2 separate regions of the Mus musculus genome follow, and region 1 is linked to region 2. Evidence: chromatin contacts called from ENCODE Hi-C or POLR2A ChIA-PET data. All regions are on one chromosome and are shown on one strand. Each heading gives the region's core, a stretch centred on a gene start or an enhancer-like site at or near the end of the contact. The rest is flanking DNA. Distances are from core to core; before and after follow the strand shown. Region 1 overlaps Nudcd3 (NudC domain containing 3). Region 2 overlaps Camk2b (calcium/calmodulin-dependent protein kinase II, beta).

The links. A loop is a pair of places that touch in the nucleus more often than their neighbours do. ChIA-PET counts read pairs that join two places held with the same protein, here RNA polymerase II (POLR2A).
Region 1: a map of v-Abl transformed pro-B cells shows a loop between it and region 2 (2.3-fold over the local background). The contact joins two enhancer-like sites. A Hi-C loop is called at or near these places in 4 of 37 maps with a recorded cell type or tissue (Patski, adrenal gland, gastrocnemius and 1 more). POLR2A ChIA-PET finds 5 or more read pairs at or near these places in 4 of 5 experiments (Patski and embryonic stem cell).

The regions. Positions count from the first base shown.
Region 1 is chr11:6,177,534-6,182,566 of GRCm38, reverse strand. All of the region lies in intron 2 of Nudcd3 (NudC domain containing 3), which reads left to right. Among named protein-coding and RNA genes, the nearest start is that of Nudcd3, 20 kb to the left of the region's middle. Within about 2 kb of position 3,153, at least 1 of the 3 ENCODE cell types and tissues checked has a DNase peak (open chromatin) inside an H3K27ac peak, as active enhancers do.
Region 2 is chr11:6,015,843-6,021,170 of GRCm38, reverse strand. All of the region lies in intron 2 of Camk2b (calcium/calmodulin-dependent protein kinase II, beta), which reads left to right. Among named protein-coding and RNA genes, the nearest start is that of Camk2b, 47 kb to the left of the region's middle. Within about 2 kb of position 1,259, at least 1 of the 3 ENCODE cell types and tissues checked has a DNase peak (open chromatin) inside an H3K27ac peak, as active enhancers do.

The DNA of each region.
Region 1 (5,033 bases), core at 1,904-4,403, 160 kb before region 2:
ATATGAGTCAAAGTTTAAAAAATTAATAAATTTATGAAATCAATAAAGGCATATTAACGTTTATTATAGAAGAAAGAAAACGTTTTTTATGAATAGTATAGCTAAGCCAATGCTGAACTCTAGTGTAGTGCCCAGTTTAACCAGGCATCTGTGCTCACACCCACTCACTCACTGGCTCACACAGAACTTCCAGTCCTGCAATCTCTTCATGGCAAGTGCCTAGAAGGTGTATCATTTTAATTTTTACACCCTATTTTTTGCTGTCCTTCTATTTTTAAACATTAATATTCACCATTATGTTACAACTGCCTGCAGTATTCAGTACAGTAACATGACGGTCAGGCTTATGAATATACTACCATCTTTATGTAAGCACACTCCATGATGTGTGTACCACAGCTAAATCACCTAACTGTGCAGTTCTCAGAACTTACCACACTAAGAAATGTGTGACTGTATTCCAGGTTTTTAAAAATTAATTAATTAATTATATGAAGTCCACTGTATCTGTCCTCAGATACTCCAGAAGAGGGCATCAGATTTCGTTATGGATGGTTGTAAGCCACAAACAAAAAACTAAGGCCCACTGAGTTGCAGCAACCCCTGAGAGCCAAGGAGCTAGCAACCGAAGGTAGGGTCTTCAAACTCACTCTTCATCCATAAGAAAATCTAAGGGGAGCAGAGGATGGAATCAAGAGGGGAGAAATGAATGTGATGGCTTTGAGTGTAAAGAAGCAAAGCCATGGGCTGCAGAGGTGGCTTGGAGGTTTAAGAGCACTAGCTACCCTTCTAGAGGACTCAGGTCCAATCTTAGTGCCCAAACAGTGGCTAACAACCATTTGTAATTCCAGTTCCAGGGAAAAATACATACACACACACACACACACACAAACAGCAGACAAAACTCACGGATATAACTCTCTTTTTGGCCGGGCAGTGGTGGCGCACGCCTTTAATCCCAGCACTTGGGAGGCAGAGGCAGAGGCAGAGAGAGTTCTGAGTTCGAGGCCAGCCTGGGCTAAACCGAGAAACCCTGTCTTAAAAAACCAAAAAAAAAAAAAAAACCAAAAACCAAAACAAAACCCAAAAACAAAAACACAACCCAAACACCTCCCCCCCCAAAAAAAACCCCCAAAGACCCCAAACCAATTACACAACCCAATTACCTCAAGAAAGAAGCCCATCACTGGTCAAAGTGGAGAGAATAAGAGTTGAGTCCTCAGCCACAAAGGAGACATTTCTACACCCCTCAGGGAACACTGAGGGAATCAAAAGGAGAAAAAAGTCAGAGGTGAAGAAATGGGCTCAGTCCTGTGGAATGCTGACTTCCAGCCATAACATGGCTACTGCATGCCCGAAAACCCCGACAGCTGTGGCTACTTACACAAGACTGACCCCAATAGCATCCACCGTGGAGGAGGGAAGCTCCTGAGGTCCTCCTACCCTTGAGGAGTTATATACAGGCAGCTGTTGCTGGGAGAGGGAAAGGTGCTCCCTCCAGTGTAGTAGTGCACCCTGCTGGTCAGGTGCTCATCTGCTTATGAACCCCTCACTTCCGCTCCTTCTGTGATTCATGTGGGTCATTTAAAAAACAATAGGGCCCGCCGGCAGGATGGCTCAGCTAAAAGCACTTGCAGAAGTCTGACAATCTGACAATTTAATACCTAGGATCCAAAGTAGAAGAAGAGAACCAACCCCCACAAATTACCTTCTGGCCTCAACATTGCACACATCCATACAAATAATTAAAAAAGAAAAAATTAGCTGCGCAGTGGTGGCACATGCCTTTAATCCCAACACTCATGAGGCAGAGGCAGGCGGATTGCAGAGTTGAAGGCCAGCCTGGTCTACAGAGTGAGTTCTAGGACAACCAGGGCTAACAGGGAACGAAGACCCAAAATAAACAAATGGAATTATTAATAAAGATGTGAAGGTAGGAGGACTAGAGAGGAAGAAGGGTTCAGCAGGAGTGGGCTGGACAAGCAGGGACAATGGGAGTTGAACTTGATCAGTGGACACTCTACAAGTGTGGAAATGCCACAATGAAACCCACGACTTATAATTAATACATAAATTAGCACACAATAAACAGCTGTGCTGTCAGAATCCTCAGAACCTCATTATTTAGGGATGCACCCAGGAAAAGTCAAGTGATGTCAGATTTTTTTAATGGGTAACCGAAGCTGCGTCTAAGACCACTGCCAAATTCACTGAGGACACTTCAGTCTCCTAATCCTGGGCCCCTTGGGGCCCTCCCGCCAGTGCAGCTTCTGGTTGCTGTTTCCTGAGGAAGAGGACACTGTTGTCTTTCTTTGTATCATTACTTGAAAGCTGTTTCTGATATATGTATTTTTAAATTTGTATTTGTGTGTGTGTAAAGCTAACACCCACCCACGTATATACCGGATTAGGATATCAATATTACTGTTCTCCACCTCCATAGCTTGTTCTCCTGGAAGGTCTTTGGGGTAGTAACATGCATGGATGGAGCTGTCACCTCCTTTCAAGACAGTGCCTTTTTGGGATCTTCCTGAGAACCTGCCACAGGGTGAGGAGCTGCTTTTCCCTTTAGAGATCTGTCTGGAGGTTGCTGTCCATGGAGGTTGCTGGCTTTCTTTCCCTTTTCATAGTAGATATGCTCTAGCATATGGTGTGCCATGAACATCCCTCCCAATTAGGGGAGAAACTGGGTGTCGGGCCCTGCTTCAGACATTTTGCGAAGCTGTTGAGGCCTGTAGCAGCCTCTCCTACCTACACCTCACCCTGCGCTTTCTTATCGCTGTTTCCTTTTACCTCGTATTGTCTTCAGCCTTGTGAGTTCAGCTATAACCTTAGGATGTATATGTGCTCAGTTTCACAGATGTGTTGGGTTTGTTTATTGGATTCAACCAATGTGGAATGAGTAAACGTTTGTTTCAGAGTCTTGAGGCAATGAGGCTGAGGGTGTCAGCTCAGCCCAAGCCCTCTGCCCAGTCTCCACTGGCTCTGTTAGGGCGGTCAGGAGCTTCTGACTTACTGGCTCTTTGTTCCCTTGAGTTCTCATGCAGTTCAAGTCAGGACGAGACAAAGGAAGGGTTCTTCCTGGCCACCCACGAGTGGGAGTTTTAGAGTGGGTGTTGTGCTGTCCCAGAGTTAAATGAGCAGCTGATTGTGTCTGGGCACAGTCTGCCTCTGAAAGCAAACCCCACTGATCTGCGGGTGGAACCGCTGTGCTGTGCTGTGCTGTGTGTGCGTTGGAAAGGACTCACCTCCTTCCAGCGCCTTCTGCTGCCTAGTGTTTGTTTTTCATCTACCCGTTCTTCACTAGGGTTGTGGATTCTGGTCTCTTAGTGGCAGTACTGTCTGCTATTGGGATCTAGGGAAGACCTCAGGCAATTTTCTTGCATCTCTGGTCTGTTGAATGCAGAGAAGGAAACATACTAGGACTCCCTTCAGCCTTCAGTAGGTGGCCAAACCCATCAAAGTGCAGACTAGAGTCTTCTCCTTGGGAGGCCAGTGCTCTCTTCCTGTGACCTGCAGGGGTCTGCATCAGTGGGCTGGTCATGTGCTCTCCTCTTGGGGACTTTGTAACCTGGTGGTCCTGGGTAGCAGCAGTTCACTGTGTTCTCCCTACCCCCACCCCCTGCTTGGCTTACCCAGAGCTTCCTGTTAGCTGCTGCTAGAGCTCCACAGAGCTAAAGGACTCTCCTGCCGCTCCTTTGTCTCTTGTAGTTGAAAATTTCCCCTTTCTGTAGTTGTTAGCCAGTGTCAGTTCCTGCTGCTGCTGCTCCTCCTCCTCACTAGCCTTGGTGGGTAGTTACTGGCTGCATTTTCTAGAATGACTGCATAGTGTTCTGCTTCATCAGCCGGGCCTGTGGGTGGGAAGAGTTTTGCTGGATAATCTTGCTCCAGCTGTCTTGATCTCTAGTCTTGCAACTTTTTTTCCAATGGAGTTATGGGGGAATGGTGGCTGACTACAAATGATTATGAGAATTTGAGCATTTCTTTAGAAATAAGGTTAAGGAAAATTAGAACAATAAGAGTTTAAAATGTTTCCTGGAAATGGGGTAGCTGTGATGTGGACCTGTTTGCCCTGCCTGGGCCTGAGTGTACCCTTGTACCTACTTGGCTCCAGACACTTCTGTCCATAAGAGGTCTCCTGATACCCTCACAATCCATCCCCAACACAGATATTTGCAGTTATAATTCAATTTCCAAAATTGTGCTAGGTGTTTAAAATGACCATGTGGCAGAGTGTTGTTAGTGCCGTGAAGGTTTCAAGCTCCTCACTTCCCACATGGGTACCCGTTTCCATGTTGTGCTGGAAGAGCAGACTTGGAGTGTGCTAACAGGCTGCTGGCTACCTTGTACTTTGCTGTGAGGTATTGTGAGGAGGAAGTACTACAGATTTTTGATAAATTTGGCTCTGTGTTAAATAGTTTTGCAAGTTTTTGCATTTGGGACCCTGTAACCCAGCTTCTAAGGAACTATTTACCTACAGAGCTAGGAGATGAGCTACAGCTTCCCAGCTAGACAGGCCATAGGGAGCGGGAGCAATGAAAGTGAGTGTGCCGGCTAAGCTGAGCATATGAGTATCTGCTGTCCGTCCATCCATCCGTGACAGCATCTGCTGTCCATCCATCCGTGATAGCATTGGGTTTCGATTTCACACACTGTCAGGTTCATTTCTACCATTGTAACACTTTGGAGGTTTTTGTTGTTCTTTACTTTTTGAATATGTAAATCACTTTTGGAGTTCACAAGTAAAAACATTTCAAAGTGTGAGTTCACATTTGTTGCTTTACATTCTTTCTGCCTCTTGCTCTCTAGAGAACAGTTTCTTTTTTTAAATTAAATTTTATTATTTTACTTATTCACTTTACATCCCTCTCACTGCCTCCCTCCCAGTTACTCCCTCCCACAATCCTTCCCCCACCCCTCCATCCGGGTGGGCCTCCCTAGGTTTCTCTTTCACCCTGGCATTTCAAGTTAGAGAACACCTTTTGAGTTTTAGTGAATTCTGGTGAATTTCTGTCTTTTCCCCCCTTCAGAGG
Region 2 (5,328 bases), core at 10-2,509:
CCCACGAGTGCACAGAAGGTTCTCGCGTCTGCAGAGGGCCCTGGGAGTGGCACATCAGCTGAAGGACAAGTGGACCCTGTGGAGGGAAGATAGTGTCCTCACCGTGCAGCCCCAGAACGCCCGCCATCGCTGACGAATTGGGAAATAGTTCAGAGGCCCTCCACTCTGGTGTGGGTGGCAATTCTTAGGGATAACTGTATGTTCCATGCAGGTGGTCAGGGTCCCTTGGGAGCCCTGCTTCCTTTCTTGATGCCAGAGGGGTGGCAGGCAGCTGTGGGACACGCACACAGATGTCTCTCCTCGTGGCTGCCGGCTGGTGCTGTCAGGTTAATTGCTGGTTGCCGTGATGCTGTCTTAAAACAAAACATGTACAGAAAGCCACAGTGAGAGTCACCTCTTTCCACTTCTCTGGCCTGACAGCCTTCAGCTTTGCGTGTGGGCCTGACTGGAAATCCTTGCCATCTCTGGTCCTAGGGATTAGACAGAAGTCCGAGTGTCCTCCTCCAGCGCCCATCTCATTGTCACTTCCACTGTCAGGTGCTTGCTACCTCCCATGATGCCCTTGGAGGGCACCCTTGGAGAACTCCTACTGGAAGGAATCCAGGAGCTCTCCCGGTCTGCCCAAAGCCAGTGTTGCGCAGACAGAAGCCTTTCCCCTGAGGGACTGTGTGGGTTGTGTGGGGGAGTGGTCTTTGCTCACCCACAAGAGCCACTTGTCTCTCATAAGAACTAGTTAGTCTCTGTCCCTGACCCACTTTCAGCTTCTGTACCAGCTGTGCCCCAAGCTATCCCACTGGGTAGGCAGACCCCACTGCAAGCCTGCATAGCCTAGGCTGACCAGGGTGGGCCTGGGCGAGTTTGTCTCCATGCAAACTAGCCCGGGGAATGTGGCAAAGCTCTGCTCAGGCAGGATTTCGCCCGGGTGACAGTCTTCCTTCAAAAACCATCCCCCACCCAATCAGCTCCCTGTCTTTGGAAAAATCTAAGATTGGAGTTTCAAGGCCTCTCTACTGGCCCTGGGCTAGCTTGCACCGGTCCTTAGATTTGAACTCACTTTTTTGTCTTTCCTGGTACCCACCCAGGTCTACAGGGTGCTGGTGAAGCTACAGCCAGCAGGGCATCCCACAGTCTCCAGGCTGGCAGCTCACTGATGCAGAGTTGGCAATTGGATTCCTTGGCATGCATACGCATGGCCCTTGAGAGTGTGAAATCCTGATGTTAAACGTATAGATGGTTGGGACCTGGGATTGAAGTGTGTGGGCTGGGGCGTTATGTGAAGTGGCTGTTCTGAGCCCTTTGAGACTTACGATAGCTGACCCCCAGGCCCTGCAGGATGTATGTGGCTGAGAGGGATGAGAAAGAGAGCAAGCTGAGCCAGTTCCTTTGGAACAGGTCTTTCCATGTGCCGAAGGCAAAGACAGCAATCGGGAGCACTGGCTAGGCATGTGCCCAGCTCCCTAAGTGATCAGAAGGAGATTCAGGCTGGATGGAGAGCCCTTCTCTGTGGTGGCCTTTGTTGATTTTGAACAGGACCAGCAATGGTGGATGTGGCATCTTTGCTACCCCTTGAATGGGGAGAGACTGAGGCCCTCACTGGGCCTTGTAACGACCTATAGTTTACTGGACACTCAGCCAAAGCCTTATGGGTAATCTGGGTCCCATTGCTGCTCACTGAGGAGGGAGAGAATCCTGTGACATGACATGCCCTGGCCATCAGGAACTTCCCTCATCCAGTATCCTGCCATGGGATAACTGATTTAGCTCAGGAAGCCATGGTCAGCCATTTCCCAACTTCCTGCCCATGTACGTGAGCAAGGGTGGTTTGAGCAGGGACCCACCGCTGTCCCCACTTACAGGGTCCATGTCCCTAGGCCCTTCCTACTTGGAGTGCATTATCTCTGAAGTTCCCTCACAGGTCCTGAGTCTTCCTACAGAACGGAGAGGCTCTCAGTGATCACTGGCAACCTCTCTGGGGTGAGGGTAGTGCCCACTGATGAGTGGAGGAAACGCCATGAACCTGCCTGCATCAGGTGTGGGTGTGCCCTCTACACACTTCAGAGTTCAGTCAAGCACAGTCCTTTGGCATCAGGCACTGTCATTGTTCCCATCAGGCAAATGAGGGCCAACACAGGAGTATCAGTTATCCCAAGCCATACTGCATGTGGGACATGACCTGTACAGCTGGCATGAGCTCGGTCCCGGAATTGCAGATGCCCAGGGCCACAGGGAGTGCAAGAAGGGAGCCCTCTTGTGAAATTGGAACTTGCATCTTCCTCTTCTTGCCCCTCCTCTGTCCCACCCAGTGTCCTCCCATGACAGCCTGCAGCTGGCAGGGCTGGGAGCCACCCACGCCCCTCCTGTCCCCTGCTTGTTGGCTCCTCTTGTTTGCCACCCCAACCCCCTGGGTTATGAGTCACCTCTGCCAGGGAGCAGGTGGGGGGGCTCGAGGGTGGCAAACTGGGGGAGGAGAAGGTAATTGGAGTGGGCGGAGAATCTCTGCCTTCTTATCTCTAGAAAAAGGGACAGGAAATGAGAGTTACTTGCAGAGACTGACTACAAAATATCACTTCAACTTGTCCTATGAGGCCTGCTGCCCTGGCTTCCAGGTGCTGGAAGTCGTTGGAACCACACCCTGAGTGTCTCTGGGATCAAAGGTGGGCCATCCCTCCTGTCCCCAGCCACCAGCTTGCTACCTCTGCCTCTTGGGCATTTTTGGAATTAAACAGCTTATCACCTGTAACACTCACAGATGGTACCTGTCATGTGACAGATGCTTTGGAAGGACATGTCACATGCTGTGGCCTAACTGCCAGCACCTTGGGGCAGCCCCTGCTCCTGTCATCTGCAAGGTGATGGACACTAGCCCTGTCACCTGTATACATAGACTACTTCCATTCCACTCCCTGAATCCCTAGAGAGTCGTGCAAGTCCCCAAAACCTATGAGAGCCTGGAAGGCAGCTTGACCCTTAAGTCATAAACTCTTGTACCCAGGGACTGCACAAGTTTACATTGGCCCAGTTTGTGCAAGTGAGTGATTCGGATGGTCTGGGGTCTTACAGTGGTTTTCATAAGGCCATGGGGTGAGGGAGGCAGGAAGCCATTCCTCTGCCCTTGGCTGCATTGCTTGTCCTCCTGCAGCAGCATTTGCAAGAGGACACAGATCCTTCAGCATGTGGAAGCTGCAGGCTGCAGAGGATGCAGGCCAAGCCTTTGTCACAGCCCTTGAGCAGGAAGACAAAGCCTTGGCTTTGAGGCTGAACTGGGTCACCTGCTCTGCGGGTGCAGGGGAGCATCCTGTGGCGGGGGGGGGGGGGGGGGGAGAAGTGGGCTGCCTCATCCCTTGTGAGTCACTCAGCATGGGTGTGCAGGCTCTGTTGGAGTCGCTTCGCTTCTCAGGTCTCTTGATGGCCTGGACCTTGCTGGTGAGGTCCTCCACACTTGCTACCAAGCTCAGGGGACACCTGAGATTTGTGTCTGGCAGAGTAGACAACTAAGCAAGCTAGGCCTGCACCGTGAGATCATGGCAGAATCACCTAGAAAAGCTTCCAGGCCTCGGCATCCCCGGGGGTGGCATCTCGGGACACTGCACTATCATTAGAATTCAGGCAGGCGGGTGGATAATTGCAGGCTCCGCTTTAGTAAAAAATTTGAGTAAAATTGTGTTGGGTATTTTTTGTTTTGTTATTTTCTGATAAGTACTTTTATGGGAGTATAGATGAATGCTGTATTCTGTCTGAGGGGTGTTCCTCTTCAAGGAGGAAAAAATAGCACATCACTTGCCTGAGCAACCTTAACCAGCCCCCTGGGGTAGCAGGTGTGTAATGTGTGAGTGTGCGGGCACATGTATGCCACTGCCAAAGTAAACACACCAGCTCATATACAGCCCCCATGTGCCCTTTTCTTGTTTGGGGTACAAATTCTCATCACATCTGAGCCCCTAACACATGGTGAGCCACAGGAGCTGTCTCTGAGCTTCCGAACAGAGAGAGACACATGGGGTGCTCCCCCACTTCACCCCCAGCCGCGCCTGCTTGATCAGCTGACACCTCATAGCGGGGCTTGAGTATATTTTGTAAGAGGAGTCAGTGTTTGCTGGAGTGGATGATCTCCTTGAAGGAGTAGGAAGGCCAGGGCTTCTGGTGACACAGTGGGGTGAGGCCTGAGTCCGGGGAGGTAGGAAAGCCCCCTTCCTGGGTTTGTTCCAAGGACATGTCTGTTCTGGGCGTAGCTCCTTGAATAAGGTACAAGTGTGTTTCCACAGTGGTTGGTATCCTAGACCACACTGCCCACCTCAGGCATCGGACCACAGAGAAGACTCGGCCAGGCCTGCCTTTCTGTAGGTGGACAATTTGCCCCAGCACTGGGGGCCAGAGACCCAAACTTGCACACCCCCAAACTGCCTTTTTAAATGGGTGCCTGCAGTCTTCTTTTTCTGTTGGGCCTAGGGAGTTCCCTTGGTGAGAAAGGCACCCCTTTGGGGTTTGGATTGGCATATTCATTATGGGCTTACCATTCTGGGAGGGGCTCAGCACTCAGCAAGAGGTAGGGGTTCTAAATGCCGCTTCCACCCCCTCCCGGTTCTGTTCCAAGCCCCTCCCTTTCTTGGCAGGGAGGCAGCTGCTGTCCTTAGTGCTGAAAAGTCTGCTTTCCTCGCCCCAACTCACTCTCTCTCTCTCTCTCTCTCTCTCTCTCTCTCTCTCTCTCTCTCTCTCTCTCTCTCTCTTTGTGTGTGTGTGTGTGTGTGTGTGTATGTGTGTGTGTGTGTATCTGTCTCTGTCTCTCTCACACACACACACAAACACACACACACTCATGCACACCAGCAGCACTAGTTGGGAAGACAGTGCAGGGGCTGGGTGAGAGCCACAAGCTGCTTCCTTGCTGGCCTGCATTCCACTCAGGCTGTGCCTGTGGCCAGGAGCAGCCCTCCATTCTACACAGGGGGCTTTTGAGGGTGAGGGATTCTACTGCTATGTCTATCAGCTTTTAAAAGCTTTATAGTATTTTTTTTTTAAATATAAAAGCTCTACCTCTAAGTTGCTCCATCTTTGGGGGCCTTAGGGAAGGACTGCCAGAGGAGCAGTCAGGACTGCTGGCCCTCCAGGAGATGGTGGGCATTCAGCAAGTGAGCTACCGATCAGCACCTCTGAGAACTCAGTGTCCAGATGTGCCATGGCTGGGTATCTCGGAGCCAGATCAGGACCAAGGAGAAACCATGACCTCTGGCCTCTAAGGACACGATCTTGTTGCCACCTGGCAGACACGTTGTTGTACAGACTCCACTACTGCCCAGAAGTGGAATTAGAAGAATAATTAAGTCAGTGTGA